Regions from separate parts of the Homo sapiens genome. Here regions 1, 2, 4 and 5 are each linked to region 3. The links are chromatin loops, found by intact Hi-C in ENCODE. Cell type or tissue: heart left ventricle. All regions are shown on one strand. Each heading gives the region's core, and the rest is flanking DNA. Links, peaks and the distances in the headings are about the cores only. Region 1 overlaps NAV1 (neuron navigator 1). Region 2 overlaps NAV1 (neuron navigator 1). Region 3 overlaps CSRP1-AS1 (CSRP1 antisense RNA 1). Region 4 overlaps NAV1 (neuron navigator 1). Region 5 overlaps TIMM17A (translocase of inner mitochondrial membrane 17A).

The links. A loop is a pair of places that touch in the nucleus more often than their neighbours do. Peaks named below come from ENCODE experiments on the same cell type or tissue, not always from the same donor. Only the 100,000 strongest peaks of a DNase experiment are listed, where the experiment ranks them.
Region 1: a loop joins it to region 3, with 7 times the contacts of the local background. A loop is called at or near these places in 39 of 110 quality-filtered maps.
Region 2: it touches region 3 in a loop (7-fold over the local background); 3 of 110 quality-filtered maps call a loop at or near these places.
Region 4: it touches region 3 in a loop (6-fold over the local background); 44 of 110 quality-filtered maps call a loop at or near these places.
Region 5: it touches region 3 in a loop (5-fold over the local background); 14 of 110 quality-filtered maps call a loop at or near these places.

Annotation. Positions count from the first base shown.
Region 1 is chr1:201,701,005-201,706,805 of GRCh38, forward strand. All of the region lies in intron 5 of NAV1 (neuron navigator 1), which reads left to right. All of the region lies in intron 2 of IPO9-AS1 (IPO9 antisense RNA 1), which reads right to left. Among named protein-coding and RNA genes, the nearest start is that of MIR5191, 16 kb to the right of the region's middle. RefSeq lists an enhancer at 2,358-2,930. In heart left ventricle, for the core only: CTCF peaks have their summits at 3,378 (motif pointing left) and 3,579; DNase peaks (open chromatin) are centred at 2,787 and 3,367; H3K27ac peaks cover 1,021 bases.
Region 2 is chr1:201,581,727-201,587,527 of GRCh38, forward strand. All of the region lies in intron 1 of NAV1 (neuron navigator 1), which reads left to right. Among named protein-coding and RNA genes, the nearest start is that of NAV1, 46 kb to the left of the region's middle. In heart left ventricle, for the core only: no CTCF peak of the experiment used is centred there; a DNase peak (open chromatin) is centred at 3,165; H3K27ac peaks cover 421 bases.
Region 3 is chr1:201,528,078-201,533,878 of GRCh38, forward strand. It overlaps CSRP1-AS1 (CSRP1 antisense RNA 1), which reads left to right. Exons shown (of 2, transcript NR_160747.1): 2 at 5,347-5,801. All of the region lies in intron 1 of LOC124904484 (a long non-coding RNA gene), which reads right to left. Among named protein-coding and RNA genes, the nearest start is that of NAV1, 8.1 kb to the right of the region's middle. In heart left ventricle, for the core only: a CTCF peak has its summit at 2,848 (motif pointing right); DNase peaks (open chromatin) are centred at 2,884, 3,324, 3,793 and 4,184; H3K27ac peaks cover 2,376 bases.
Region 4 is chr1:201,790,145-201,795,945 of GRCh38, forward strand. NAV1 (neuron navigator 1) reads left to right here. Exons shown (of 34, transcript NM_001389617.1): 16 at 410-433; 17 at 545-622; 18 at 3,648-3,731; 19 at 4,322-4,433. The region is part of intron 2 of IPO9-AS1 (IPO9 antisense RNA 1); the gene reads right to left. Among named protein-coding and RNA genes, the nearest start is that of MIR1231, 16 kb to the right of the region's middle. In heart left ventricle, for the core only: a CTCF peak has its summit at 3,083 (motif pointing left); DNase peaks (open chromatin) are centred at 1,817 and 3,087; H3K27ac peaks cover 3,026 bases.
Region 5 is chr1:201,969,634-201,975,434 of GRCh38, forward strand. TIMM17A (translocase of inner mitochondrial membrane 17A) reads left to right here. Exons shown (of 6, transcript NM_006335.3): 6 at 1-1,031. Among named protein-coding and RNA genes, the nearest start is that of SNORA70H, 5.9 kb to the right of the region's middle. RefSeq lists a silencer at 1,160-1,337. In heart left ventricle, for the core only: a CTCF peak has its summit at 3,205 (motif pointing left); no DNase peak of the experiment used is centred there.

The sequences.
Region 1 (5,801 bases), core at 945-4,944, 170 kb after region 3:
GTCTCAAAAAAAAAAAAAAAAAAAAAAAGAAAGAAAAGAAAATGTGGCACTTGTACACCATGGAATACTATGCAGCCATAAAAAAGGATGAGTTCATGTCCTTTGCAGGGTCATGGATGAAGCTGGAAACCATCATTCTGAGCAAACTATCACAAGGACAGAAAACCAAACACTGCATGTTCTCACTCATAGGTGGGAATTGAACAATGAGAACACTTGGACACAGGGTGGGGAACATCACACATGGGGGCCTGTTGTGGGGGTGGGGAGCTGGGGGAGGGATAGCATTAGGAGAAATACCTAATGTAAATGACAAGTTAATGGGTGCAACAAACCAACATAGCACATGTATACCTATGTAACAAACCTGCACATTGTGCACATGTACCCTAGAACTTAAAGTATAATAAAAAAAATAAAAAAAGAAAAAGAAAAAGAGCCAGTAATATTAGCACAGACCAACTCCAGTGGCTCTAAGAGTGCTCCAAGGTGGTGGAAACTTCTATATCTGTGCTGCAGTAGCTACGAGCTGGTGTAATGATGTGGCTATTGAACACTTGAAATGTGGCTAGTGCAACCCAACAACTGAATTTGAAACTTCATTAATTTTAGTTAACTTAAATCTAAAAGATGCTCAATATCATTAGGCACTAGGGAAATGTAGATGACACCTACAGTGAGATACCACTTCATACCCACTGGATGGCTATCAAAAAGAGACAATGACAAGTGTCAGTGAAGATATGGAGAAATTGGAACTCTCATATACTGCTGATGGGAATGAGAAATGGAGCAGCCACTTTGGAAAACAGTCTGGCAGTTCCTCAAAATGTTAACTATAAAATTACCATGGGACCCAGTATTGTACTCATAGGCATACATTCAAAAGAAATGAAAACATGCATCCATATAAAGGCATGGACGTGAATTTCATAGCAGCATTATTCATACTAGGCCAAAAGTTGAGATGACCCAAATGCCTATGAAATGAATAGATAAACTAAATGTGGTATATCCATACAATGGAATATCATTCAGCCCTGAAGAGGAATGAAGTAGTGATGCTTGCTACAACATGGAGGAACCTTGAGAACGTTGTGCTAAGTGGAAGAAGCCAGATGCAAAAGGCCACATATTGCATGATTACATTTCTATGAAATGTCTAGAATAGGCAAACTCACAGAGACAGAAAGTAGATTGGTGGTTGCCAGGAGTTGGAGCAAGGGGAGAACAGGGAGTGACTGCTAATGGCCACAGGGCTTCTTATTGGAATGATAAAAATAGTCTGGATTAGATAGTGATGATGGTTGTACAACTGTGCAAATATACTAAAAACAATTGAACTGTACATTTTATTTGTTTTTTTTATTATTATTTTTGAGATGGAGTTTCACTCTTGTTGCCCAGGCTGGAGTGCAATGGTGCGATCTCAGCTCACTGCAACCCCTGCCTCCCAGGTTCAAGCGATTTTCCTGCCTCAGCCTCCCAAGTAGGTAGCTGGGGTTACAGGAGTGCACCACCATGCCAAGCTCATTTTGTATTTTTAGTAGAGATGGGGTTTCATCATGTTGGTCAGGCTGGTCTTGAATTCCTGACCTCAAGTGATCCACCAGCGTCGGCTCCCAAATGAACTGTACATTTTAAAAGGGTGAATTTTGGTATGTGAATTCTCTCTCTCTCTCTCTCTCTCTCTCTCTCTCTCTCTCTCTCTCTCTCTCTCTCTCTCTCCCCATTCTGACTAGTGGCGACAATATTGGACTATGCGCTCTAGAGTCAGACTATCTGGATTTGAATTCTGGCTTTGCCATTTGCTGTTATATGTCCTTGGACAGCTTACTCAACCTCCCCAGGCTTCCGTTTTTCTCAACTGTAAAATGGGGATAATAACTGGGCTCTCTCAAAGAGTTGTCCTGAAGATTAAATGGGCTAATATACATAAAGCTGCTAGAATAGTGCCTGGTACCCAGCCCTGTAGAAGAGTTAGCCAATACTAATCTTACTAGTGTCACAACCAGAAATCCCCCAGGGCCTCCTCCAATTGTCATCCACACCTGGACTCAGCCCCTCCCCACTCCCGTCCCCATTTGCCTGCAGATGGTTCTCTCTGCTGTGTAAACTGTTGCCATAACAACCACTCCCAGCTCCCAGCAGCAGTGACTTCTTTGGAGCAGGGTGTCACATGAAGGGTCTGGGCAGGATCACTAATGGAAAACATTTTCAGTAAACCTTGAGGTTCACTGGGCAGGAAAGTCAAGGCCTGTTGGGGAACAGAGGGCCACGTCTCCAGGCTGAGACAGGCAGGCCACCTTCTGCAGGAGGCCAGCCCTCTGAGCCCAGCCCGGAAGTCCAAGTCTTTAAATGAGAGAAGACAGAATATGTTCGAGAGTCTGCTATCTGATCCTATAACCTATCATTCTGATCCTATAATCTAACATTCACAAGGAAATGGGGCAGGGAGGTGTTTCTCCTGAGGTGGAGAAGTCAGGATAGCAAACTAGCACTCCTTCCAAACAGGGCTCGAGGCCAGGCACCCTCTCCTGGTCCCACAGTCCTCCGCATGGACCACCCTTGACCTTGGCAAGTCCTTTCCTAACGTGATCTTGTTGCTAAATATTAGTGGCTGTGGAGGTATTGCTTTCTCCTGGAACTTTAAGCTCGTCTCCCCGGCCCAAGTTTGCTGCCAAAGGCTGCACTTTTGCACACGGCTGAGCAGGGCTGAGCTGTCCTGTGACAGGCTGTGGCCTGAACTAGCCATCCGCGTGGGGCTGCCCTGTGGTCACTGCCTGCCCTCAGCTCGCTGCAGAGAGAGGCTGCCACTCCCCAGAAAGGGTCAGCCTGGGTGTGGTGGAGGGGGTGGGGTGACTGTCCTCCCAGCTCATCAGGCAGCTCCCAGCCTCAAGAACACTGCGGAGGAGCAGAGGTGAGGCCTCAGAGCACAGATCTGAACCCTGATCTATTTAATATTTCCCCAGGGGACTGGAGCAGAAAGGCCAGCTGGAGCCTCTTGGAAACTTTGGCCCTGAATCAGAGCTTGCCAAGTGGGGCTTGTGGGTCCCCAGAACCTCCCTGGTGCCGAAGGCTGGTTGGTTAATCCCAGAAGCCAGGCCCTGCTCCCTCTCCCCAAGAACCGGGTGGGCTCCCCGTCATAGATACTGCAAACTCAGGCTGTTCTCCCAGCCTGGCCACGAGGCCTAGGGTTGCGGGAAAGATGTCAGCCCTAGGAGTGCAGAGTCCTGGGAGGAAAGGAGCTGTGCTAAGCAGGAGACTGAGGGAGAGAGACCTGGGCGGTGGCTCCCGAGCCTGAGCGAGACGCTGTCCACCTCGCTGCGCTGCAGTCGCAGCAAGGCCACAGCCGGCTGAGGACCGGCAACGCCCCCTTGTGGCCATTCTCAGCAACAAGCCCCCAGAGAGCCTGGCGGGGGCTGGACTGGGGCTGGGTTCTCTTGCTGCAAGGCTGAGGTGGCTAGGTGACTTCTCTTATCCCAAGCCTGGAGATGAAGGAGGCGGCTTTTCCTGAGAACAGACTTGTGCCTGAAGAGTAGATTTGTTCTGAAGGCCAGGGACACTTTGCGTAGCCACTTGGCATCAGGAAGTCAAGCCCTGGTTTTGTAATGGACATCCAATACTGGTGGTATGCAATGAGATGTAAGGATTTTCCAAAATGTGGCCTTATGTAGCACACCCTCCACTGTGGGGGTTTGCAAAGATGAGGCCCCATCTCCATCCTGTTGAATCAGAAGCTCTGGGGGGTGACACCCTGGTATCTGCCTTTTTAGCATACTCTGAGAGAAAAGATGCTTTTATGGGCTTCAGCCAAGTACAAAACCATAGAACCAGACTGTCAAAGCTGGGTAGGGGCTTGGGTATCCTCTACTCCCACTCCCATATTTGTAGATAGGGAAACTGAGGCCCAAAGAGGGGAAGTAATTCACCCTAGCTCCCACAGCTAAGTCATGTGTGCCCCCAAGCTAGAACTCTAAAAATTATTATTTTTTATAGTGATGGGCTCTTGCTGTGTTGCCCAGGCTGGTCTTGAACTCCTGGGCTCGAGGTATCCTCCCATCTCTACCTCCCAAAGTGTTGTGATTACAGGCATAAGCTACTGCCCCTCACCCTCTTTACGTGTTCTAAGTTGTCCACCCGGCATGCCCTGCTTTACGATTCCTCTTAGCCCAGTGCCCAGTGGAGATGCATTACCGAGGGTCCCTAATCCAAGCCATCTCACTCAGTGAAAATCAAAACCGTAGGTGATCTGGAAAGATACCTGCCTGGCAGTTCCAGGCTGAGATGGCCGTGCATGCTCCTCTCTCTGGCCCCAGATTTGCTTCTATTTCCTAGTTTTTCTTTCCTTGCCTCACACACCCATGTGGCCAACACATTAGTCCTTTAGTCCTGGCTCTTTCTGGGTATGTGTCCCCATGCAGCAAACAACAGGAGTGCCATTGAGCGCTGGGCTCCAGTTCAGCCCACTCGCTGATTGAGATGGTTCCGGATTCTCTGGGGTAAGGATGAAAACCCTGGGAGCTCCCCTGGGGAGCAGGAGCACTCAACTACGAGAAGCATGAGATTTGCCATGCTGCGGGGGTTCGGTGACAACTGCCTCTGACAATATTGTGACTTAAGTGGGGGAACGAGGGAAAGATAGGATTAGTAAGAGAACAAATAGTCCCCTGCCTGCATCCTCCATGGAAATGGGGTGCCTCTGGTGTGGGGGCCTGCCAGCATCTGTTTTAGAGCTTCTCGGGTCATCAGATGGCGAAGAAAAGGATAGAGAGAGGGGATGGAGTCACTGTAGGGACAGTTACTGTGCTCTACCTGAAGGCAGAGGGGATTTGCTTGCTGGGTTATCTGTCAGTTTTCCATACCTGCCCCCAGCCACACTGTAGGATGGAGCCTTTGCAGTGAATCAGTGCAAGGTCACTGGATGCAAGAACCAGCAGAACCCTCCTAGTCCAGCTCTGAGCAGTGGGTAGAGACCTGGAGTTTATCGTTAGACCAAGGAGTGCACTGAGGTGGGCCTGCAATGCTCTCCCTGGCTGGAGTTTGAAGGTTTGTGTCCTTGAGTGGAAGAGAGGAATAAAAATGATTCCCAAAGACGTTTGACTCATTGTAAGCACCAGACGATCATCAACAAATGCTGGTTGTGAGATGTGCAGATAAACTCCCACTGACCTGGGCTTCACCCTAGGGATCTAACAGGGTCAGGAAAGATATTTTTCTCTCTCTCTTTTTGGGAGTTATTAAGAAGGGGTGTGTGTGTGTGTGTGTGTGTGTGTCTGTGTGTTGTGTTGCTTATGTTGCTTAATCCTTCTTGTTTCCAGATCATTTAGCCTAGCCTGGATTTGGGACCCAGTCCCAAACCATCCCACATGATTAATTTACATTGCAGTTCACCTCTTCTGGTGATACATCTCTGTGTGTTTCATCCCCAGCCCACAGCATGGAGTGCTGGTCTAAAGATCCCTGGGCCAAGAGTGATAGCTACCATGCCATTCACAACCTGGTGACACTGGGCAGGCCCCTCCCCTCTGGACCTGAGGGATTGTTGTTCCCCCACCACCACCCTGAAACCGCCGTGTACAAAATGAGATCCTTTCAAGTTCTGAAGTGCCATGACTTGAAAACATTCTTTCTTTGGCTCACTTCCGTTCCTTCTGTTGGTTCCCACCTCATCCAGCCACTCACAGCAGAAGCCAGTCTAGAAGTCAGGTGCAAATGCAGTCCTCTGTGGCCTCTGCCCTGAGCCAAACCACTAATGTGGGATTTGAAACACTGGTGGAAATAATTAAGATTTCAACAGT
Region 2 (5,801 bases), core at 1,171-5,170, 54 kb after region 3:
GCTGAGGCACAAGAATCACTTGAACTCCGGAGGCAGAGGTTGCAGTGAGCTGAGATTGCACCACTACACTCGAGCCTGGACGATATAGCCAGGCTCTGTATCAAAAAAGAAAAAAATAATAAAGCTCCCTGATAAGGTTCTAAGAATTTTTTTAAAAATGACCAGAAACACCATCCTGGCTAACACGGTGAAACCCCGTCTCTACTAAAAATACAAAAAATTAGCTGGGGATGGTGGCGGGCGCCTGTAGTCCCAGCTACTCGAGAGGCTGAGGCAGGAGAATGGCGTGAACCTGGGAGGCGGAGCTTGCAGTGAGCTGAGATCGCGCCACTGCACTCCAGACTGGGTGACAGAGTGAGACTCCGTCTCAAACAAACAAACAGACCAGGAACAGAGCTGCCATGTTTCACAAGTGGTCAGCAAAAGAGGAGCCATGCAGGACACCACAAATGAGACTGAGAAGGGCAAGGAAAGGCCAGTCATGAGTTTGTATCAGTCATTCTTACCAGAAACCACTTTTCATATTTGCAAGAGAGGAAATTTAGTGCTGAGAACTGGCTACATGAGAGAGAGAAGAGCTGACGAGTCAAACAGGGGAGGAAGCAGCTGCCACTCCCAGGCAGAGGCAACCAAGATCCTGGGAATCTGGAAGCACACAGGACCAGTATGGGAAGGGCTGGGCCTCCAAAGGGACTTGGATATTGCTATGACACCTCCTGAGGTAGAGGGGAAGAGAGAGGAATCCCCTGGCTTCTCCTTTCCTCCAGTGCCTCCTGTGGGCAGAAGCCAGCCAGAAACCAGCTGACTCAGGACCCTGGGACAGTCAGCCTACAGGAATCAGCCAGCCAGCTCCCCCACACAGAGAAGAGCTGGGGAATGGTGAGGAATGGATGGGAAGGAAAGGTCCAGGACAGGCCCAGAGGCCAAGGGGTGAGGAAATCCAACAAGGGAGCATGATTCTGCAGTGTCTGGTATCTCAGAGAGGTGGGCTTACGTGAGGAAGCCTGTCCTCGGGAATGGGAGAGTGGGAGAGCACTGGGGACCTAGTGAAAGAAAAGTGCTAAGGTCCAGTCCCAGCCTGGTCAACAGCCCCTGCCTGCTGATTGCAAAGCTGCTGGCTAGGAGCCAGGTCTATTACACCCTTCAACAAGCTAGACAGGATCCCAAGCAGACTGCTCTCCTTCTGAGATCCAATCACACCCCACTCTCTGATCTTAACTGTCATCCTTGCTGCTCCCTGTTCCCCTAGTCTTTGGAGAGGCTACAGGAGGCTACTGTGTATACGGGATCCCTCAGCATCCGCTGCCATAGCCCTGAGGGCTGGACCCAAGGCCTGGCATTGTGCAGCTCAGCCCATCTTCTGACTGTCCAGGTGTCTGAGTGGGGCCAACCATGGCGGCTCTACACCCTCTGGGGCTTGGCCCATTTGGTGATTTCTTAGCCTCCTCCCTGCCTGGCTGATTTCTTTGTGTGCCTCGGCTGGGCTCACGCTGCGTCAGGCTCGCCCGTGTTGGTATAATAGCCCTGATCGCTGTGCTTGTCGGAGAGGAGACAGCAGGGGCAAGGCCCCATCCAGGGCTCATCAGGCCCTGTACCCCAGCTGTGTTAATTGTCCAAGCCCTCCAACAAGCCAACCCTTTTTCCCATCTGCAATTAAGACAAAAAGCTCGTTATCTCTCCCGCTCCCATTATCTGTAGACTCTGCTAAGGGGCTCTTTCTCAAGAGCAGCACCTGCAGAGGCCAACAGAGGTTGGCATTAACTCCTTCCCTGCTGGAGATAGGAATCTCTGAGTGGGTGAAGGAGGCAGCTGAAGCTGGTAGGAATGGCTCTGGGACAGAGGGTGGCACTTGGGGCCCTGGAATGGTTCTGTTACAAGCTTGCTGGGTGTCCTTGGGCAAACAATTGACCTTTTTTGAGCCTTTGAAATCCTCTTTCTCCTTTCTTCCCAAGGAAGCCATGGAAATAAATAAGGAGCTGTTGAAGTTGCCAGCTCCCTGGAGTAACTGTGTAAACCTCCGGTCTTCTATTCTCATGGCCAATAGTGCTTCCACTGGTCAAAACTCAAGCCTCAAGATAAAGCATGTAAATAGCTTAAGAAGAGCAGTGCTGGTGCCTGGGGGAGAGGAGCCAGTCAGGACCTTCAGCTTCCCAGGGAAACTTGGATTGAGTAGAATGTAGCAATCTCACTTTGCAGCGTGTCCTTCAGCAAGTCACTTACTCTCTCTGTACTCCAACTTCGTCCTCTGAAAAATTAAAGAATCCAACTGGATCATCTCCAAGATCCTTTCCAATTGAGAAATTCCATCACCTGTGATGATTTTTCTGTACAATGCAATTTGGGAAGGACACTAGCATTTATGGAACCACTGATATGTGCCAGATCTTTCACATGTGTTGTTATTTCCACTTTAAGTGTAAGAACAATATCAAGTTCAGAGATGTGAAAGAAGTGGTCCAAGGTCAATCATCCAGTACCTGGAGGACTCTAGATTCAAACCCACATTTATGAGACTGTAAAACCATTGCTCTTTTTCATGATACCATGTTTTTAGGGACTGCCCATCTAATGGTTCCTTACAAGACAGAGCTGCATATAGAGGGGGAAATGTAACCTACTCTATATGCAGCTATAAAAACAAAGAATCTGGATTCTAACCACTTAGATTCTCCAGAGTCATAATGTGTTAGGAAGGAGTGAATGAGAAATAATTTTTTTGCCCCTCTGGTCTCCCATGTGACTGAGATTGCCTGAGATGTGTGTGCAGACTCTCAAAGAAAAAGTTGTATAATTGTCAGGCATTGGATCTTGTTTTCATCTTGGTAAACCAAATCCTGGAGATGGAATACAGCTGCTATCTCAGCAGCTGGTTCCAGCTTGTGATGTGCCTGTGTCCAGCAGAGCCCACGGCAGCCTTATGAAAGCCCTCCTCAGTCTGTTTCTAGAATCTCCTCTGAATCCATAAGAAACCGCCCAGAGCTTAGCCCATCAGCCCTGCTGACAGGCTGGGCCAGTCCAGATGCTCCACCAAGGCCTGGATTCTGGCTCTTTCACTCAGTTCACTCATCTGCCCCTGAGTCATCCAGAGAAAGGGGTTTGGGGAGAGTCCGGAGCAGACAGCAAAGCAGGGAATCAAGGAAGCTCTTGACCAACTGGCAGGCAGCCCAAGTCCTGGCATCCCACGGGAGAGGAGAAGGGCCCCTGCCTTTCCAAACCAAAGGCTCACATGAGTGAAGGATGGGCCTGAAATCCTCACTCTGGAAGCAACTGACCAAGGTCCTCCCACCCAGCCCCAACCCCATGCACAACTAATAAGACAAATGCTTCCTGTCTTGAGTTCCCCATTCGGGTAGTTTTCGCAGGGGCCTGATCTTCTCCCCAGTCTCCCAAGCTTTGGGCAGGTCATTGGGCCCTCATCCCTGAAGTCAGGCACTGGGCTGGATCTATTCTGGTTTTAGGGTTCTGAACGTGTGATGACTCATCTTCTGCTGAAGGGTTTTTCATGGAGTACTGAAAACCCTTAAAGCAGAACATTTCAGAGTGTGTTCTGTGACTTGCAAATTATTCTGTGAGAATACGATGATGGGGGAGGCACAGAACTAGGTTTCTGTGGTCAGCTAAGTTGTGGAAATGCAGTAAGATCATCTGTCTTTTGGAATCTTGATCTACATGAACATAGGAAAGGCTCTGAGAAGCTCTTCATTCACAGACACACACACACACACAAATAGACAAATCGGACTTCAACAAAATTAAAAACATTTGTGCCTCAAAGGAAAATATTGAGAAAGTGAAAAGACAACCCACAGATTAGGAAAAAAAATTTGCAAATCTTATATCTGATAAGGGTCTAGTATGTGGAAAATATAAAAAACTTCTACAATTTAACAATGACAAAAAAAACTGATTTTTTAAATGGGAAAATGACTTGAATAGACATTTCTTCAAAGAATATATATAAATGGACCACAAGCATATGAAAAGATGCTTAACATCACTAGTTATTAAGAAATGCAAATCAAAACCAAAAGGAGATACTACCTCACACCCAATAGGATGGCTGCTATCAAAAGCACAGAAAGTAACAAGCATTGGCGATGATATGGAGAAATTGGAACAGAATCTGTGTGCAATATTGATAGGAATGTAAATTGGTGCAACAGCTATAGAAAGCAGTATGACAGTTCTTCAAAATATTAAAAATAGAATTGCCATATGATTCAGCAATTCCACGTCTCAGTAGACACCCAAAAGAATTTGCAAGCAGAATCTCAAAGAGATATTTGTACACTCATGTTCATGGCAACATTATTCACCATAGCCAAAGGTAGAAGCAACCCATGTATCTGTTGACAGATGAATAGATAAACAAAATGTGGTATGCAATGAAATATTATTCAGCCTTACAGAGGAAGGAAATTCTCATATATGCTACAACATGGGTGAACCTTGATGAAATGCTAAGTGAAATAAACCAGCCACAGAAAGAGACAGTCTGTGATTTACTTCTCTGGGTTACCTAGGGTAGTCAGATTACTAGAGACAAAAAGTAAAACGGGGATTGCCAGGGCCGGGGGAGGGAGAAATGGAGAGTTATTTTTTAATGGGTACAGTTTAAGTTTTGCAACATGATAAGAGTTCTGAAGCTAGATGGTAGTGACAGTTGCACAAAACTTTGACTATACTTAATCAATACCACCTGTATTAGCCTGCTTGGGCTGCCATAACAAAGTGCCACAGACTAGGTGGCTTAAACAACAGAAATTTATTTTCACACAGTTCTGGAGTCTGGAAGTCCAAAATCAAGGGGCTCAGGTTGGTGCCTGGTGAGGTCTGTCTTCCTGGCTCACAGGTGGCTGCCTTCTCCCTGGGTCCTCACACAGCCTTTTCTCAGTGGGCAGGCACACATGGGGGTGGGAGAGGAAGGGAAGACAGAGAGCAGGGAGAGAAGGAGAGAGGGAGAGGGGGAGAGAGAGAGATCTTTGGTATCTTTTTCTCTTTTCACCCTATTGAATTAGGGCCCCACTGATATGATCTCATTTAACCTTAATTACCTCTTAAGACCCTATCTCCAAATATAACCACACTATAGGTTATGTGGGTTAGACCTTCAAAACACAAATTTGGAGGGTGTGAGATATACATTTCAGTTCATAGCACCTCTGAACTGTGCATCTAAAACAGTTAAGATGGTAAGTTTTAGGCTGGGCACAGTAGCTCACGCCTGTAACCCCAGCACTTTGGGAGGCCAAGGCTCACTTGAGCCCAGGAATCTGAGACCAACTCTGGCAATATAGCAAGACCCGCCCCCTCATCTCTACAAAAAATACAAAAATTAGCCAGGCGTGGTGGTGCGCACCTGTAGTCCCAGCTACACAGGAAGCTGAGGTGGGAAGAAGGCTTGAGCATGGGAAATTGAGGCTGCAGTGAGCCACGGTTGTGCCACTGCACTCCTGCCTGGGCAACAGAGCAAAACCCTGTCTCAAAGAAAGAAAAACAAAGATGATAAGCTTTATGTTATGTGTAGTTTACCACATTAAAAAAAAAAAACAGAAACCTTTTATTTTTCAAATGATACTGTCAAGAAAGTGAATAACTCAACTCAAATAATGAGAAAACATATTTGTAAATCACATATCTGACAAGGGTCTAGTATCTAGAATACATGAAGAATGATTGCTGGACATGGTGGCTCATGTCTGTAATTCCAACACTTTAAGAGGCCAAGGGGGGTGGGTTGTTTGAGTCCAGGAGGTTGAGACTATCCTGGGAAACACGGCAAAACCTCATCTTTACAAAAG
Region 3 (5,801 bases), core at 808-4,807:
TGAACTTTACAAATTTGTTGAGTCAAAAAAGAAAATTGTAGAAGAATATACACAGCATGATGTTATTCATATAGTTAAAATGCAATGCATATAGAGTGTATAATATAGTAAAAAAAAAACATATGCATGGGAATAATTAACTCCAAGTTCAGAATAACGTTTCCTCTGGGGGGAGAGAAAGGAATGCAATAGAGGAGGAGCTTAAACTATATTTGTAATGCTTTATTTCTTTTTTTTTTTTTTTGAGACGGAGTCTCGCTCTGTCGCCCAGGCTGGATGGAGTGCAGTGGCACGATCTCAGCTCACGGCAAGCTCCACCTCCCAGGTTCATGGCATTCTCCTGCCTCAGCCTCTGGAGTAGCTGGGACTACAGGTGCCTGCCACAACGCCTGGTTAATTTTTTGTATTTTTAGTAGAGATGGGGTTTCACCGTGTTAGCCAGGATGGTCTCGATCTCCTGACCTCATGATCTGCCCGCCTTGGCCTCCCAAAGTGCTGGGATTATAGGCATGAGCCACCGCACCCGGCCGTAATGCTTTATTTCTTAAACTCAGGGCATTTACAGATGTGATGGTTAAATTTTATGTGTCAACTTGTCTGGGCCAAAAGATGCCCAGATATTTGGTAAAATATTATTCTGGATGTTTCTGTGAGGGTGTTTTTGGTTGAGATTAACATTTAAATCAGTAGAATGAGTAAAGCAAATTGCCCTCTCTAATATAGGTGGGCCTTATCCAATCAGTTGATGGCCTAAATAGAACGAGAAAGGCTGACTCTCCCCTAAGTAAAAGCGAATTCCTCTTGCCTAACTGCCTTCAAACTGGGACATTGGCTTTTTCCTGCCTTCAGACTTGAACTGAAACACTGGTTCTTCCTGGGTCTTGAACTTGCTGGCTTTTGGATGGGAACTACATCATCAGCCCTCCTGTTTCTAAGGCCTTCAGACTTTGGACTGGAACTAACATGCTATAGACTCTCCTAGGTCTCCAGCTTGCTGACTCACCCTGCAGATCTTGGGACTTGTCAGTTTCTACAATTGCATGAGCCAATTCCTTATAATAAATCTCTTTCTCTCTCCCTCTCTCTATTTCTCCCTCTCCCTCCCGCCTCTCTTTCCCCCTCCATCCCCTCCCTGTCTATCTATAGTGTACATTCTATTGATTCTGCTTTTCTGGAGAACCCTGACTAATGGAACAGATATGTTTGTTATATTATTCTGTATACCTTTTGCAGGCCTAAAATAGTTCATAATAAATTTTAAAATAAATAATGAATGAATAGACGTTAAAATGTCAGATGCTATAGAGGGCAAGTAAAATGAGAACTGGAATATGTACATTAGATTAGCTATTAAGAGGCCCATGATTGCCTTTGTAGGAGTGTTCAGAGTGGAGGCCTAATGGTGATGGGTTGTAGAGTGATAGGGGGTCTACACACAATTCATGGAGTTTAACAACAAAGTGAAAAAGAGCTCTGGGTCTAGAGTAGGGTGCAAAGGAGAGAAAGGGTTGTGTTGTTGTTGTTGTTGTTGTTGTTGTTGTTTGAGACAGGGTCTCACTCTGTTGCCCAGGCTGGAGTGCAGTGCAGTAGTGCAGTCTCGACTCACTGCAACCTCCGCCTCCTGGGCTCAGGTGATCCTCCCACCTCAGCCTCCCGGATAGCTGGAACCACAGACATGAACTAATTATTTTGTATTTCTTATAGAGATGGGGTTTTGTCACCTTGCCAAGGCTGGTCTCGAACTACTGGATGCAAGCAATCTGCCCGTCTTGGCTTCCCAAAGTGCTGGGATTACAGGGTCAAGCCACCATGCCCAGACAGAGAAAAGAGTTTTAATAATGGAAACACTTCTCTGTGCTGTGGGGCTTCCATACTAATTCTGTTGGAATTATCAGAGTCCTGGTCCTCCTTTGGTCGCTATGACTATTCCAGTAGAGATTCTGGAAGACTTGAACTTCGTCTCTGTGGGTACAAAGTGATTTTTTTTTTTTTTTATGTTTCACTCTTGTCACCTAGGCTGGAGTGAAGTGGCACGATCTCGGCTCACTGCAACCTCTGTCTCCCGGGTTCAAGCAATTCTCCTGCCTCAGCCTCCCAGGTAACTGGGATTACAAGCACCCACCACCACACCCGACTAATTTTTGTACTTTTAGTAGAGCCGGGATTTCGCCATGTTGGCCAGGCTGGTCTCGAACTCCTGACCTCAGATGATCCACCCACCTAGGCCTCCCAAAGTGCTGGGATTACAGTCGTGAGCCACCACACCTGGTCTTAGTAAAGATTTTTCAAAGAGCACAGTGCTACTGTCTCTCATGGAAAGAAAAGTATTAAACCCATGATGATTACATCTTAGTCTAAGGGGAATATTAAACCCACAATAAATTAAGCTAAAACTTCACAAAGACTCTGCAAGGCGTTGGGGCAGGACAGGGGGTGGGTAAGGAAGGGGTTGATTGTAACTGGAAAATCTTGGGCTACTTGTGGATGGTGTTTTTTTTCTTTTCTTTTCTTTTCTTTTTCTTTCTTTCTTACTTTTTTTTTTCCTCCTAAAGGTTGAGCTTGGCTAAAGGAGTGTTGCTAATGGTTTCCCAATTTAGTTTCAAGGGGATTGGCAGCAGGGTTTTCCAGGCCACAAAGGCTGAAGGGGGACATACTATTAGTCTGTCTCACTCCTCCCAGAAACTCAGTCTGGGTTTACTGTAATTTCATCTTAGTCTCGTCAAAGGCACTCCAGATGAGGAGATTCTGAGCTGGGGTATTTCTTCCTACCCCTCCCAGACAGATTGCAAGGTTTTTCCAATACTGCATTCTCCCTGGGGCTCTCCCTGGTTGGCGTGGAGAGAAAAGCGCCAGCAGGGGTCAGCAGTGTCCCACATCTGGCCGGGAGCTGCTTGCCACATGTGCTGTTTCTTCTGGCACGGCACTGTCAGAGATACTGGGGAAATTGGCGAGCACCGTTCCATTGAGGCGTTAGCATCATTATGAGCATCGCAGGCTCAAGATTCCTCTCCCTGAAAGTGGGGTGGGCTGGATGAGTGGAGGGTGTGTTCTTTATAAGCACTATGTGGGGTGTGGGTGTAGAATCCAGACATCAGCAATGCCAACTCACCATCTGGTTTTCTATCGGGAGGTTTTTATGTGTATTGGCGTGAGCAATATATTGTGTCGGTCTGGGTGTCAGAGGACGCGTGTCAGAGTTGCCTTGTTGAAATTTTCCCAGGGACCTGGGATTTCTGGATTCACCCGGTATCCAGGCTCTCCCAGAGCGGCACTTTAGCTGGCCAAGGCCTGGAGCAGAGTGTGTGCAGCGCTCCCACGGCCGCCTGCCCGGGCCTGCCCCCGACACATGCTTAGTGGAATTCTCCCGTGGCAGCCCAGAGTCTCCGGAACGAAGGTCTCCACAGCCAAAGCCACGCAAGAGGCTCTCCTGCTCTCATTTCCAGACGCACCCTCATCCTTGGCCTCTCCCTGCCTCAGTTCTCTTTGACTCCTCCGGTCCTTGTTGCTGCTCAGCTCCAGGGCACCCCCACCTCCCAGGACAAGTCCCCTGACTTTACAGCTTACAGGCCCAGAATAACAGATGGCCAGAGGCATCCCATTCAAGACTCCCCGCCTCCTTCCTAGCTCCTCAGTCTCTCCCACCCCAATGTGGTGGTGCCCAGGGAGGGGGTCAGGAAACCACAGAGGGCCTGTGGGAGGCGTACAGCTGGGGACAAGCGTGGGCTGGAAGAGGAGCCCAGTCTGTAGCTGAGACTCCCAGGGCCTCATGACCTTCCAGGCAGCCTCCACCGCTGCTATGACAGGCAGATGCCCGACTTTCCACCTGCTTTCTGACCTGGCTTTGGCAAGGCCTGAGCACCTGGCCTGCTTTCCCAGGAGTACAGTTACAGCAGCTGATCTAGGGAACAGGTGTGGGCTCCGTGTCACAGCTGCTGCTGAGCACATCTGTACCCACAGTGAGGAGGCTGCAGCTGCAGCAGGGCCTGTCAGTCACTCATACTCTCCCCGGAGTTGGGCTGGGGGCACTGAAAGGGCCAGGGGTGGAGAGAATCTGAGATAAGCATTCACAGAGCACCTTGCTCCTAGAGATCCCAAAGTGTGACCCCTGACAAGGTTTTCCCACAGTCAGCCTCACTGGCACCAGCAGCGTGGGAATTAGGGCTGGATTCTCCCCTTCTGCCTTGCTTCCCAGCCCTTGGGCCACAGTCAGCTCCTCCTCCTTCCTGGCTAGCTCAGCTCAGCTTTTGCAGGATGGAACTCTGAATCCTGGCTTCCAGTGGCTCTCCCAGAAAACTAGGAGGGAAGTGCTTGGAAGAATGGCTCTTTATTCATGCAAATGATTTCTTGCCATTTAAGAGCCTCAAACCACAAAATCAATTAAAGAGAAAAGGGGAAGATTTGGGGGTCTGTGCCAGCCACTGGATGCAATGCTTTACCTCCATCATCTTATCAAATCTTCCCAGCAACCCTACTGCATAGCTATTATCAAGATCATTTCTGTTTCCCAGAGGAGAATTCAAGGTTACACAGTTAGGATGCAGTGAATCTGGGATTTGATTGCCGTCCTGACTCCAAAGCTTGCACTCTGACCACTGGGCCACACTGCCTCAAATCTCCCATTCTCTGTTAAATCCAACATCTGAGCCCCATTCTTTCTCCCTTGCAGGGAATCACCTGCCTACCTCCACCTCATCCATTTCTCACCACAGCTGGATTCACCTCTACAGCCTTTACCTCCAGTCGTATTTGGCAATTCATCCTTTTCCAGCTCCTATCATCCTCCCCTACCCTCACCAAAGTGGACATCGCAGCCTCTAAATCTGAACGGAGCTGACACCTAGCACCCACCCTCTCACCAGCTACCTCTGGGTTCCCCCACCCGGTATTCCCTTCCTCACATCCAAGCCTGTTCCCCTCAGGCCCTGTCATGGCCTGAAATAGTCTTTGCCCCTGTCTACCACTCTCCAGGGTCCCTCTTGACACCTACTTCTGCTTTCCCCTCTCAAGACACCTTTTCTTGGCATTTTAAGACTATTTACTGACTATTTATTGATATAGGAAAATGCTTACAGAATGTATTAGGAGTATCTTACACTTTTTTAATAATTATGTATGTAATACATGAATAGATTCTCCTTGTAAAAAACAAACTCAAACACACAGAAAAAGTTAATGACTCCCTTGATGACTGCCAGTTTGAAGTGTTTTTCCAGACCTTAAAAAAATATACTTTCATACAAGCATATGTACATATAGAAAGATATACTTTAATGGGGCATCTTTCATCATAAATTGGATCATAATGTGCAAATTGTTTCACAACTTTTATTCTCTGTTTGTTTTCAGACAGGGTCTCACTTTGTTGCCCAGGCTGGAGTGCAATGGCACAATCATGGCTCACTGCGCCCTCCACCTCCCAGGCTCAAGCCATCCTCCTATCTCAGCCTCCTGAGTAGTTGAGACAACAGGCATGTGCCACCATGTCTGGCTAATATTTTAATAAAATTTTTTGTAGAGACAGGTTCTCCATATGTTGCCCAGGCTTTGATTCTTCTAATGCTCGGTATTAAGACTCTATGACTGTGTATTATACATAGAGTTTACATGTGAGTAAGTTCTGGGTGGAGAGACACTATTCCTTGCTAGGGCCTTAAGAGTCTGGCTGCAGCTCTGCTATCACATGGGCAAAACCAGCTACATAATTTACAAGATCCAGTGCAAAATAAAAATGTGACATTTCTTGTTAAAAATCATTGTGAATTTCAAGATGGCAACAACAAAGCATTAAACCAAGCAGGGGG
Region 4 (5,801 bases), core at 618-4,617, 260 kb after region 3:
CCAGAACCCTAGAAGTGACCAAGTGTTTATTGTGGGGCACCAGCCACAGCATTTGGCTATTAGGCATTTCTTGATTTGTAGATTTGTTTTGCTCCTAATTCTTTACTCCAAGTTGCTGGCAATAACCGTTAGTTCTCAAACCAACCAAAGTCTCATTTCCTAGCCTTTTTGGCAATGACAAAGTTTGCTGGAGATGAGCTCCAAAGAAATCTTTTATTGAAACCCTAGTATAGATCTGAGCCGAGTCCTGTGAGGAGCCAGGGCCAGGAAACAAGAGTTTCAGCCTCTCTGCACCTCTGAGTCATGCTTCTTCACATTTCCTACCCTGCCACTGGGACCTGACTTCTTCACCTCCATAGTAACTACTTCCTTTCTCTCTCTTTCTCTCCTTCTGTGCTCCCTTCTTCAGGCTGAGGAGAGGATGCAATCTGAGGTAGGGTGGAAAGCCTTTGTCTCTGCTTGTTAACATCACTGCACCTCATTTTCCTTCCAAATCTTATACAGCTTCTGCAGCCAGTAGTTTGTATTTCTCTTCCTTTTACAGCAAATCCGGAAGCTTCGTAGGGAACTGGAATCATCCCAGGAAAAAGTGGCCACCTTGACGTCTCAGCTTTCTGCCAATGTGAGTGCCATGAAGTACGGAAAGATCAAGGCAGTTATTTTGACTATCGTTAGACAAGTTCAGCCAAGGGAGGAAAACTACCTGGTAAGGTATCCCCTGGACTGAGACGTCAAGGGCATGCGTCTTCTTCACAGCTCTATGATAGAAGACGAGGGGATTGTTCTTCCCCTTCTCTGAGCCTCAACTTTTATGAAGAACCATTTTGCTTCTACTCTAATTAATAGGTATGGATGAGTTCATGTCTGATGGGCTGAGCTCCCTAGAGAAAGAGAAGAAGATTGATTACCAGTGGTTCTGCATGGAGGCAGAAACAACCTTGCCATTGGCCATGGACAAAAGCAGTTATGGATTATAATTATAGGGCTCTTAGAGCCTTTCCACTGCCCTGGGGGGTGTTCATGTCTTTGTTCATGCCACGTAACTGTGCAGGCACATGATTGGTCATTAGAATTCTGTCTAGTGACCACGACACTACTGAGAAACCTAACTCCCATTCTGGTCTGACTCCTTCATTCCCAACTGCCTTTTCTGAGCAGTCTCCTTGGGCAGATGGTAGAAACAATCTGAAATTCAGGTTGAGAGCTAGAATTCTTTGTTTCTACTCTCAGTACCTCCATTTAGAACGAGTCTATTTCTTTAGACCTTAGTTTTTCTACCCTGTGACATGGGGAGAAATGAAGCCACCTCCTCTAACCAGGCTGTGGTACTTTCTCCCCTGTGACTGAGTTGCAAACAGAGAACATAAGAGCCATTTTCCCCCAAAGCTGTAAACAACAGCTGAGCCGGATCTGCAGGAGCTTTCCAAGTGTTTGCACAAAAGTAACCATGTCTGCAATTTCCGCAGTAGTTTCTGGTTTTCTCTCTGCCCTTCCTCTCTGGGGAACCCAGCTGTCAGGCCTGGGGTCTATCCGTCGGAATTAGGTAGAAGAATCTCCACCAAGATTCTGAATGTTTCCAACACATTTCAGCAGCAGTTCCCTCACCACACTAGTTATTCTCTCGATTCTCTTTTCCCAAACCCTCAATTCATAAGTTGTACCAGTTTGTTTGAAGCTCATGTTAAGCACTTTTTCCCACTCTTGGGGGACCCATAAGAATTGTAACATAAACAAGAACCATCTTTTCTCTCCCTTGTGCCACACCCACCAAAGCAAATGGCCTGGGTCACGTCCTGCACACCCCAGGAAATTCATGTCTGGGAGATGCTGGGGGGGAGAGGCGCCAGGGAGGCAGAGAACATTATTATGTCTGATTCATTTACACTGCAATCTGTCAGCCACCATGCTGTCAAGGCTGGGCTGAAGCCAAGAAATTGAATTTAGAGGGTGATTTTTCTTAGAACAGGAAGTTCCATTTGGCTAAGAGAGAACAAACTAAACACCCAGACACGGTGGGTTCTGCATCTTAAAGGCAGATTTTTGCCGAGGGTCAGAACCCTGCCCTCAAGCAGGAGATGGGATGCTGGGACTCTAGGAAGGTTCCACAGCTCTCTTCAGGATTCCGTGACTCCAAACCAAACTTTTGTCATGTTCCATGGAACTTCCTAGCCACTAAAGCTGAGGGCACACCCTAGATGTAGGGGCCCAGACCACTTTACCCCTCTCAAATGCTAGCCTTTCTGCAGCACCACTGCTTAGCCCTGAGGTCTTACAGGTACCCTAGTCTGGGGTTGGGATTAAGGGAAGGGTCAATGTAGGGAGAGGAAGTGTAGGGGAGAGCGGGGAGAAAGCCCAGCCAGAGCAAAAGGGTTCCCCTGGATGGGGAAAGGCAGCACAGAAGAGCATACAGGGGTTCTTGGGGCCTCTCATGAGTAGTCTTCCAGGGACTACAAGGAGTCTACAAGCAGACATGCAGGATGTAGAGAAGCAAACCAGAGAAGACCTGAGGTCAAGAAGACAGATGTTGCCTGCACAGTGGGTGAAAGGAAACTGCTCAGGTTGTGACATATTATAATCTCCTCAGAGCCCAGGCCTTGACAGATTTATAGTAAAAGTGCAAGAGGAGGCTCTAACTGGACTAAAGGGATTGCCTCCAGCCCTGGTCCTATGAAGTAGGCTCCAGACATGCGGAGCAGTGGATGAAAACTAGAGTTGACCCAACAGGGAGGGAGAATTGTAAGCCAGTAGGAGCCATGAGAGTGCCGTCGATTTCCTAGAGCTCTGCATGAAGGAGCTGCGCAGAGTATGCCCACTTCTTGCTAGGGTCACCAACTTGCTCAGATAGTCTCACGATGGCTATTTCTCCATCCCCAAGTGCTCCCCTTTCTAGCCCCCGGCCTCATTCCCTTTACCTTGCCTATACATCTTGCAGCCAGTTGGCCAGCTAGAGGTCAAACTATGCCAAACCAAGTGGCCTTAGCTCCTCCACTGAGCACCTTTCCGAACTAGCCTGCCTCTTATCCAGAGAGCCCTTTGGTATCCTTCACTCCTCATGAAACAGACCTGACACCTAGTGGCCAAACGGTGGAATGCCTCTGCAGTTTCCTTCCAGCCTTGCAAACCTGGAGAATCCGGGAACAAGGAGCAGCTGCAAAGCAAGAAAGGGTGAAGCAGTGGAGTAGCAGAGGAGGAAGAAACGCACCAAATAGTTTCTGCCAGGAGATTATTTGGTCCCTTGGGGGCCGGCCCACTCCACAATGCAGGAGTTAAACCAAAATAATAGGAACGACCCCAGAGGCTATGGCCCGCCTACCAAGTTGGCCACACCAAATATCACATAGAGCAGAGGGATAGTCCTACCTCTGGTAGTTGATAGGTTTTAGATCTCAAGTCTCCAGGAGCCTCTGGAAACCTGCCCTACCCTCAACCTGGCTTCATTATTCAAGAAGCTGGTTCCCACCAGAAAATTTCTTTGATTTCCCCTTTGTCTGCTCAGGAAAATCAATATTTTTTTAACCACCAAGAGGTTTGCTGGCATTGGTCAGCTCCGAGATACAGGAAATCAGTTAAAACTATTTCCCATTGTCAGTTATTGCCTTTCCCCCAGCCTTATGCAACTTAGCAATCTCTTTCTGTGTTTGTTTCAGGCTAATCTGGTGGCTGCTTTTGAGCAGAGCCTGGTGAATATGACATCCCGCCTGCGACACCTGGCAGAGACGGCCGAGGAGAAGGTGAGAGGCCTGGGAAAGGGTGGGAGGGGTGGGTGCGGCGAGGGGGTTCTCCTGGACAGAGAGGCCGAAGCTGACCATCTGTTCTTGCTCATGAATGCCAGTTTCTCCCCACCTCACTGTCACCCTGGATTCTCAATCTGCCCCCCAATACAGTGTGAGCATATTCCTTATCCCAATTCCTTGCCCTTCTCTATCAAGTTTTGCAGAATTCCAATGCCTCGCCCATTGCCTGACACATCATAAGGGCTCAGGGCTCCTGCTAATCCCAACTAATGACGCTGTTTTCTTTTTTTGAGATGGAGTTTCGTTCTTGTCACCCAGGCTGGAGTGCACTGGCGCGATCTTGGCTAACTGCAAACTCTGCCTCCCAGGTTCAAGCGATTCTCCTGCTTCAGCCTCCCAAGTAGCTGGGATTACAGGTGCCCGCCACCACGCCCAGCTAATTTTTGTATTTTTAATGGAGACCAGGTGGCCAGGCTGGTCTTGAACTCCTGACCTCAGGTGATCCGCCCACCTCGGCCTCCCAAAGTGCTGGGATTATAGGTGTGAGCCACCGTGCCCAGCCAACGCTATTTTCATTTCTCTCTTAGGACACTGAGCTGCTGGATTTGCGAGAAACCATAGACTTTCTGAAGAAAAAGAACTCTGAGGCCCAGGCAGTCATTCAGGGAGCCCTTAATGCCTCAGAAACCACACCCAAAGGTAGGACATCCAGCCACAGATTGAGAGGGAACAGGGAGCAGGAAAGTAAGAGTATTACAGATTTTTATCTGGGCCCATAGTATTCCAAGTCCTATATCAAGTCTCTAGAAGGTGAGGGCCTTTAGATACCCTTTAGTGTGATGTCTGGACTGGTCAGTGAGGAGTACCAGGGGCATGACCCCAGCTTCCTAGGGCATGAAGGCAAGTAGAGGAGACCTGTAAGCCCCAGGGGTCCTCTCCTTAACCTTTACCTCACGGCCAAAGAGCCATCAAAGACCATCGTTAAAATAGCCCTTTACATTTTTATGCAAATGTGTTGTGTGTCCACACACACACAAACAATCTTATTTGATCCTCACTTTAGTTCTCCAACTACTCTTCCAATGAAACAACCAAAGCTCACATAGGTTATATGGTGCTGAAATGGCAAGTTAGCCTGGACGTTTAGTAACCAGTCAAGCTTTGCTACAGAAGTCAAGATGGATGGGAGTCTGATGCCACAAAATCTGTGATCTCTAACTCCAGTCAGGTCTTCAAGATACCTTGGCAGTCCTCTTACTTGTCCACAGTCAGTTTTCTTTTTTATTCCACTACCAGTGATTCCCAGCTTTCATTGCTTTTTTCAAGCTCCTCATTCCACCACTGATTTGCCTTACTCTGAACATAGCTTTGGCGCCCCCCTTAGTTAAGAAAATGAACATTTTCAAGAGAGAACTCCATTGACTTTTCCCCACTCCATGCGTTTATATTCATCCAATACTTATTTATTTGTCTCCATTTTGTTGGAAGGATTCATCCCTTCTGGCCAAGAGTGACCGCTTATCTAATGTTTTGGGATGCCCTCTTTAGCAACCATACAACCCCCCTTTACCCAACACATGCCCTTTTCTACCTCTCTAATCTCTTATGCTCTATTCATTCCTTCCCTGCTTATAAACCTGCCAAAGGCTCTTGTATGTTAAAGGGGAAAGATGTATCAATCTATGTTCTAACTATAATCTTATTTCTTTGCTTCCTCCAGTCGATCCTACATTTCCACCTCCCTTTCACACCTAACCCCACTATAATTATGCTTCTGTCACCATCATTCTACCAAAAACACTTTCACTGCAGTCACCAGTGACTCCCATTTTTCCAAAATCCAACTTACAATTTTTAGTACTTATTTTCCTTTTTTTTTTTTTTTTTGAGTCGGAGTCTCACTCTGTTGCCCAGGCTGGAGTGCAGTGGCGTGATCTCAGCTTACCACAGCCTCCGCCTCCCAGGTTCAAGCAATTCTCCTGCCTCAGCCTCCTAAGTAGCTGGGACTACAGGCGCATGCCACCATGCCTGGCTAATTTTTGTATTTTTAGTAGAGATGGGGTTTCA
Region 5 (5,801 bases), core at 1,059-5,058, 440 kb after region 3:
TTAAAACCATAGGTGGGACAGCTATGGCCAATAGGCTATAAAGAGACATTTAGCACTTTTTTCTATTTAAAGGAACAAGCGGGGAAGGGTGCTAAAAGATAATACGTTTATTTATTCACACTTGAATTGCATTTGTGATCAAAATAAATGTTTAAATCGCTAAAGGAAAATACAGTAAGTGCTTGAAAGATGAAGGACCAAAAGGCCAAAAAACAGTGAAATATGATCATCATCTCCTTGCGGACTTCTCTGCCTGGTTTTGTGTGTTCTGTTATTCAAACAATAAAAAGCTGGTGGAACTTACTCTTTCTTTTAAGATAAGTTGTAGACTTCGATGTTTCATGCTCATGTACTTCAAATAATGCATGTTTTATAGTTAGTCCCTCATCACTTGAAGTGACTTCTGAGAATTATGCAGAGTCAACATGGATCATTTCACAGTGAGATGCTTTATGGATTGAAGGATATGGTAAAATGTTTATAGTTTACTTTGAAAGTAAAATATACTATGTCTTGGTTTTGAGGATATTGGATACAAAACTCTCTTCCTTTAGGGCTACTGAGTCTTGATTCCTGATCATCAGAAATTTCACCAGAAACAACTTGCTTCCAATATACCCAATTCTATATGAAGAATTCATGGAGAGTGTACTGGCACTGGAAGAGTTTAGTGTTTCTTGTATGCTTGAAAATAAAGTATGTACTGTTTTGAATGTGTTCCAAGTCCTCTGCATAAACGATGTATTTTGGGGTCTGGTTGGGCCTGGAAAATGGATGAGCACTTCAGAACAGGTCATTTTCCTGATATTGGAAGTGACATGTGGCCCTATAGGAGGCATGATGTTAGTTAATTACACATTTGCCTACATCTGTGGGAAATGGAGAACAAAGCCATGTGGGTACTGTAAACACACGTTTATCTTTTGGCCCAATGCCATACATATGGTAGGCATTTAATTACTGATTGTGTTTGGATAATTTGGGAATTTTCGACTGTGGTAAAATATACATAAAATAATACTTATTAACCATTTGTAAGTGTATAATTCAGTGGCATTGAAATACAGTCATAATGTTGTATAACAGCCACCATTATGTATACCCAAAATGTTCTCATTATCATCAACATAAACTCCGTTTTGTTTTTAGAGACAGTGTCTTACTCTGTCACCCAGGCTGGAATGCAGTGGCACAGTCATAGCTTACTGCAGCCTCGAACTCCTGGCTTCGAGCCATCCTTCTGCCTCAGCCTCCCACACCCCATGCTGGGATTACAGGCATGAGCCACCATGTCCAGCCTTCACAAACATAAACTCTGTACCTGTTAAATAATAACTTCCCATTCTTTCCTCGCCACAACCACTAGTAACCACAATTCTGCTTTCTGTCTGTGAATTTGCCTTTTCTGGGTACCTTATATAAGTGGAATCATAAAATATTTGTTTTTGTGTGTCCGTCTTAATGCACTTAGCGTGTTTTAAGGTCCATGTAGTAGCATGTAGCAAAATTTATTTTTAGGGCTGAATAATATTCCATAGTGTGCATATACTACATTTTATTTGATGATCAGTTAGGTTGTTTCTACCTTTTGGCTATTGTGAATTATGCTGCTATGAACATTGGTGTACAACTATCTGTTTCAACTCCTATTTTTGGTTCTTTTGGATATATACATAAGAGTGAGATTACCGAGTCATATGGTAGTTCTAGGTTTAACTTTTTTTTTTTTAAAGACACAAGAGTCTGGCCGGGTGCAGTGGCTCACGTCTGTAATCCCAGCACTTTGGGAGGCCAAAGCGGGCAGGTCACAAGCTCAGGAGTTCGAGACCATCCTGGCTAACACAGTGAAATCCCGTCTCTACTAAAAATACAAAAAATTAGCTGGGCGTGGTGGTGGGCGCCTGTGGTCCCAGCTACTTTGGAGGCTGAGGCAGGAGAATGGCGTGAATCCGGGAGGTGGAGCTTGCAGTGAGCCGAGATCTTGCCACTACTCCAGCCTGGGCGACAGAGCGAGACTCCGTCTCAAAAATATAAAAGAAAGTGCTGGGCGCGGTGGCACACGCCTGTAATCCCAGCACTTTGGGAGGCTGAGGAGGGTGAATCACGAGGTCAGGAGTTCGAGACCAGCCTGGCCAACATGGTGAAACCCGGTGGGTACTAAAAATACAAAAAATTAGCTGGTAATGGTGCCGGGCACCTATAATCCCAGCTATTTGGGAGGCTGAGGCAGGAGAATCACTTGAACCTGGGAGGGAAGAGGTTGTAGTGAGCCAAAATCACACCACTACACTCCAGCCTGGGCAACAGTGCAAGACTGTCTCAAAACAAAAAAGTAATCCACTATTGCATGCCAATTTGGCACAAGATGTCAGATACAAAGCAAAACAGATGGGGTATTTCTGATGGGCATTTCAACCTTAAAAGTGAGAAACTAACTTCACTATTCCAGTAAAGACCTAGGGAAAACCTCCTTCCTAATCTGCTTGTTTCTCCAGTTATTTATTTCAGTTATTAAAACAATTTAGTTTTTTTACTTTTTATCTTGAGCTCTACTCTAGTATACCAAATTTAGTTTTAGAATATTTATTAAACAGTTCAGCTGGGGATGGTGGCTCATACCCATAATCCCAGCATTTTGGGAGGCTGAAGCAGGAAGGTCGCTTGAGGTCAGGAGTTGGAGACTAGCCTGGGCTAGTGAGACGCTAGCCACAAAATGTAAATTTAGCCAGAGATAGGGTGCACACCTGTAGTACCGGCTGCTTGGGAGGCTGAGGCGGGAGGATCCCTTGAGTCTAGGTGGTCAAGCCTGTAGTGACCTATGATTATGCCACTGCACTTCAGCCTGGGCAACAGAACAAGACTCTTTTGTTTGTTTGTTTGTTTGTTTGTTTGTTTGAGATGGAGTGCTAGGATTACAGGCATGAGCCACTGCACCTGGCCAGCACTTTCTTTAAATAGAGACAGAGTTTTGCCACATTGTCAAGGCTGATCTTGAACTCCTGGACTCAATCCTCCCACCTCGGCCTCCCAAAGTGCTGGGATTACAGGCGTGAGCCACTGTGCCTGGCCGAAATAGTGGATTTCTGAATCAGGGTTTGGAAGACATGGGTACAGCTGCACCTGCTATTGAAAGTGCATCTGTTTTTCACATAGGAAATGTCTGCAAATTATGAAAGCATGGTCATAGCTCCACCCTGTGGCATGTTACTTATAGTTAAAATTAATTGTCCAAATTCTATTCAGGCTGGGCCCAGTGGCTCATGCCTGTAATGCCAGCACTTTGGGAGGCTGAGGCGGGTGGATCACTTGGGGTCGAGACTTGAGGTTTCACCTTGTTGGTCAGGCTGATCTCGAACTCCCAACCTCAGGTGATCTGCCCGCCTCCGCCTCCCAAAGTGCTGGGATTACAGGCATGAACCACCGCATCTGGCCTCAAATAATAATAATAATAAATTCTATTCAGTCTGTTAGATCATGGATGAGACCTTGTCTCTACTAAAATTCAAAAAATTTAGCTGGGCATGGTGGCATATGTTTGTAGCCCCAGCTACTCAAGGGGGCTGAGGCAGGAGGATTCCTTGATCCTGGGAAATGGAGGGAGCAGTAAGCTGAGATCGCACCACTGCACTCCGGCCTGGGCAACAGAGCAAGACCCTGTCTCAAAAACAAGAAAATTGAGGGCCGGGTGCAGTGGCTCATGCCTGTAATCCCAGCACTTTGGGAGGCCGAGGCGGGTGGATCACAAGGTCAGGAGATTGAGATCATCCTGGCTAACATAGTGAAACCCCATCTCTACTAAAAATACAAAAAATTAGCCGGGCGTGGTGGCGGGCGCCTGTAGTCCCAGCTACTTGGGAGGCTGAGGCAGGAGAATGGCGTGAACCTGGGAGGCGGAGCTTGCAGTGAGCTGAGATCGCGCCACTGCACTCCAGCTTGGGTGACAGAGCGAGAGACTCTGTCTCAAAAACAGAAACAAAACAAGAAAATTGACAATGGCTAACATCTTTAGCTAATAAGACAAATAATTATTGGATATTTTCCCTCCTTTTCCCTATGTTTGACATATTCTAGTCCTTTTCAGTGCATAAAGCTAGGAAATATGTAGTATATAATCCATGCACATAAACTTCTGTTTATTTCTGTATCTGTCCTTGTGTTATAAAACAAAAACTAAGTCCCTCCAACTTCAATCTGGCACCACAGGATTCATTCTAGCTGTCTCTCTTAGTTGTAACAGCAAGAAACCTGGCTTCTCATTATAATAATTTGCTCATTTGTTCAATCCTGGTTACATATATTTTGGACTTAGTAAATCATAGCTCTGAGAAATGGATTTGCCAGCTAGAACAGTGTTTGTACACAGTTGTTTTCAGTCTTCAGTATCTATTCAAAACATGTTCCAAAGCTATTTAATTATACTCCTTTCTCCCCCACTCTCTTCAGTGTGGTTATGCAATTCATTTGCAATGTGATTGTATTCATTTCCCCAGACTTCATTCCATCTTTCTCTCCACATCTTGGTGGATTTTTAAATTACATTCAGTAAAATTCACTATGGGGTACAGTTCAGTTAATTTTGATAAATGCTTAGAGATGGCTACCCACCACCACAGTTTCACACAGATAATCTTAAACTACAATCACATCACTCCCAAAATGTCTTCATGCTGCCTTTTTCTTTTCTTTTCTTTTCTTTCTGAGACAGGGTCTTGCTCTGTTGCCCAAGCTGGCATGCAGTGGTGTGATCAGGGCTCACTGCAGCCTTGACATCCCAGATTTGAGCAATCCTCCTGCCTCAGCCCTTTGAGTAGCTGGGACTACAAGCATGTGCCACCATGCCCAGCTAATTTTTTTTTTTTAATTTTAGTAGAGACCAGGTCTCACTATATTGCCCAGACTGGTCTCGAACTCCTGAGCTCAAGCAATCCTCCTACCTTGGGCTCCCAAAGGGCTGGTATTACTGGTGTGAGCCACTGTTCCCGGCCCATGCTGCCTTTTTATAGCCAACCCCTCTCCCTACTCCTTCCAACCCGTGGCAACTACTGGTGTGTTTTTTGTCTGTAGTTTTATCTTTTCAGTAGATAAATGGAATCTTACGACATGTAGTATTTGGATCTAGTTTCTGTCATTTAGCAAAGTGCATTTAATTCATTCATGATGGTATGTGAATCAATCATTTATTCCTTTTTATTCCATTGTGCAGATGTACTCTTGTTTATTCATCTCTTCACCAGTTGAAGGACATTGGAGTTATTTCCAATTTTTCATGATTATTCATAAAGTTGCTATAAACCTTTACTTACTGGTTTTTGTGTGAACATGTTTTCATTTATCTTGGATAAAATAAATAGGATCACTAGGTTGTAAGGCAAGTATATGTTTAATTTTATAAGAAAATGCCAAATTGTTTCCCAAATTGTATCATTTTACGCTCTCACCAGCAACCTATGAGGGTTCTGGCTGCTGTGTATCCTTGGCACTTGGTAGTGCCATTTTTTTTTTTATGTTAGCAATTCCGATAGGTGCTAGTGGTTTTAATTTTCCTTTCTCTAATGACTAATGATGTCCATCCTTTCATCTGTTTGCCATCTGTGTGTCTTTTTTAGTGATGTGTCTGTTCAAATCTTTCATGCTTTTGTTTTTGTTTTGTTTTGTTTTGAGACAGGGTCTGGCTCTATCACCCATGCTGGAGCATTGGTGCAGTGGTATAATCTTGGCTCCCGCCTGCAACTTCCACCTCCTGGGCTCAAGCAATCCTTCCCGCTCAGCCTCCTGAGTAGCTGGGACTACAGACACATGCC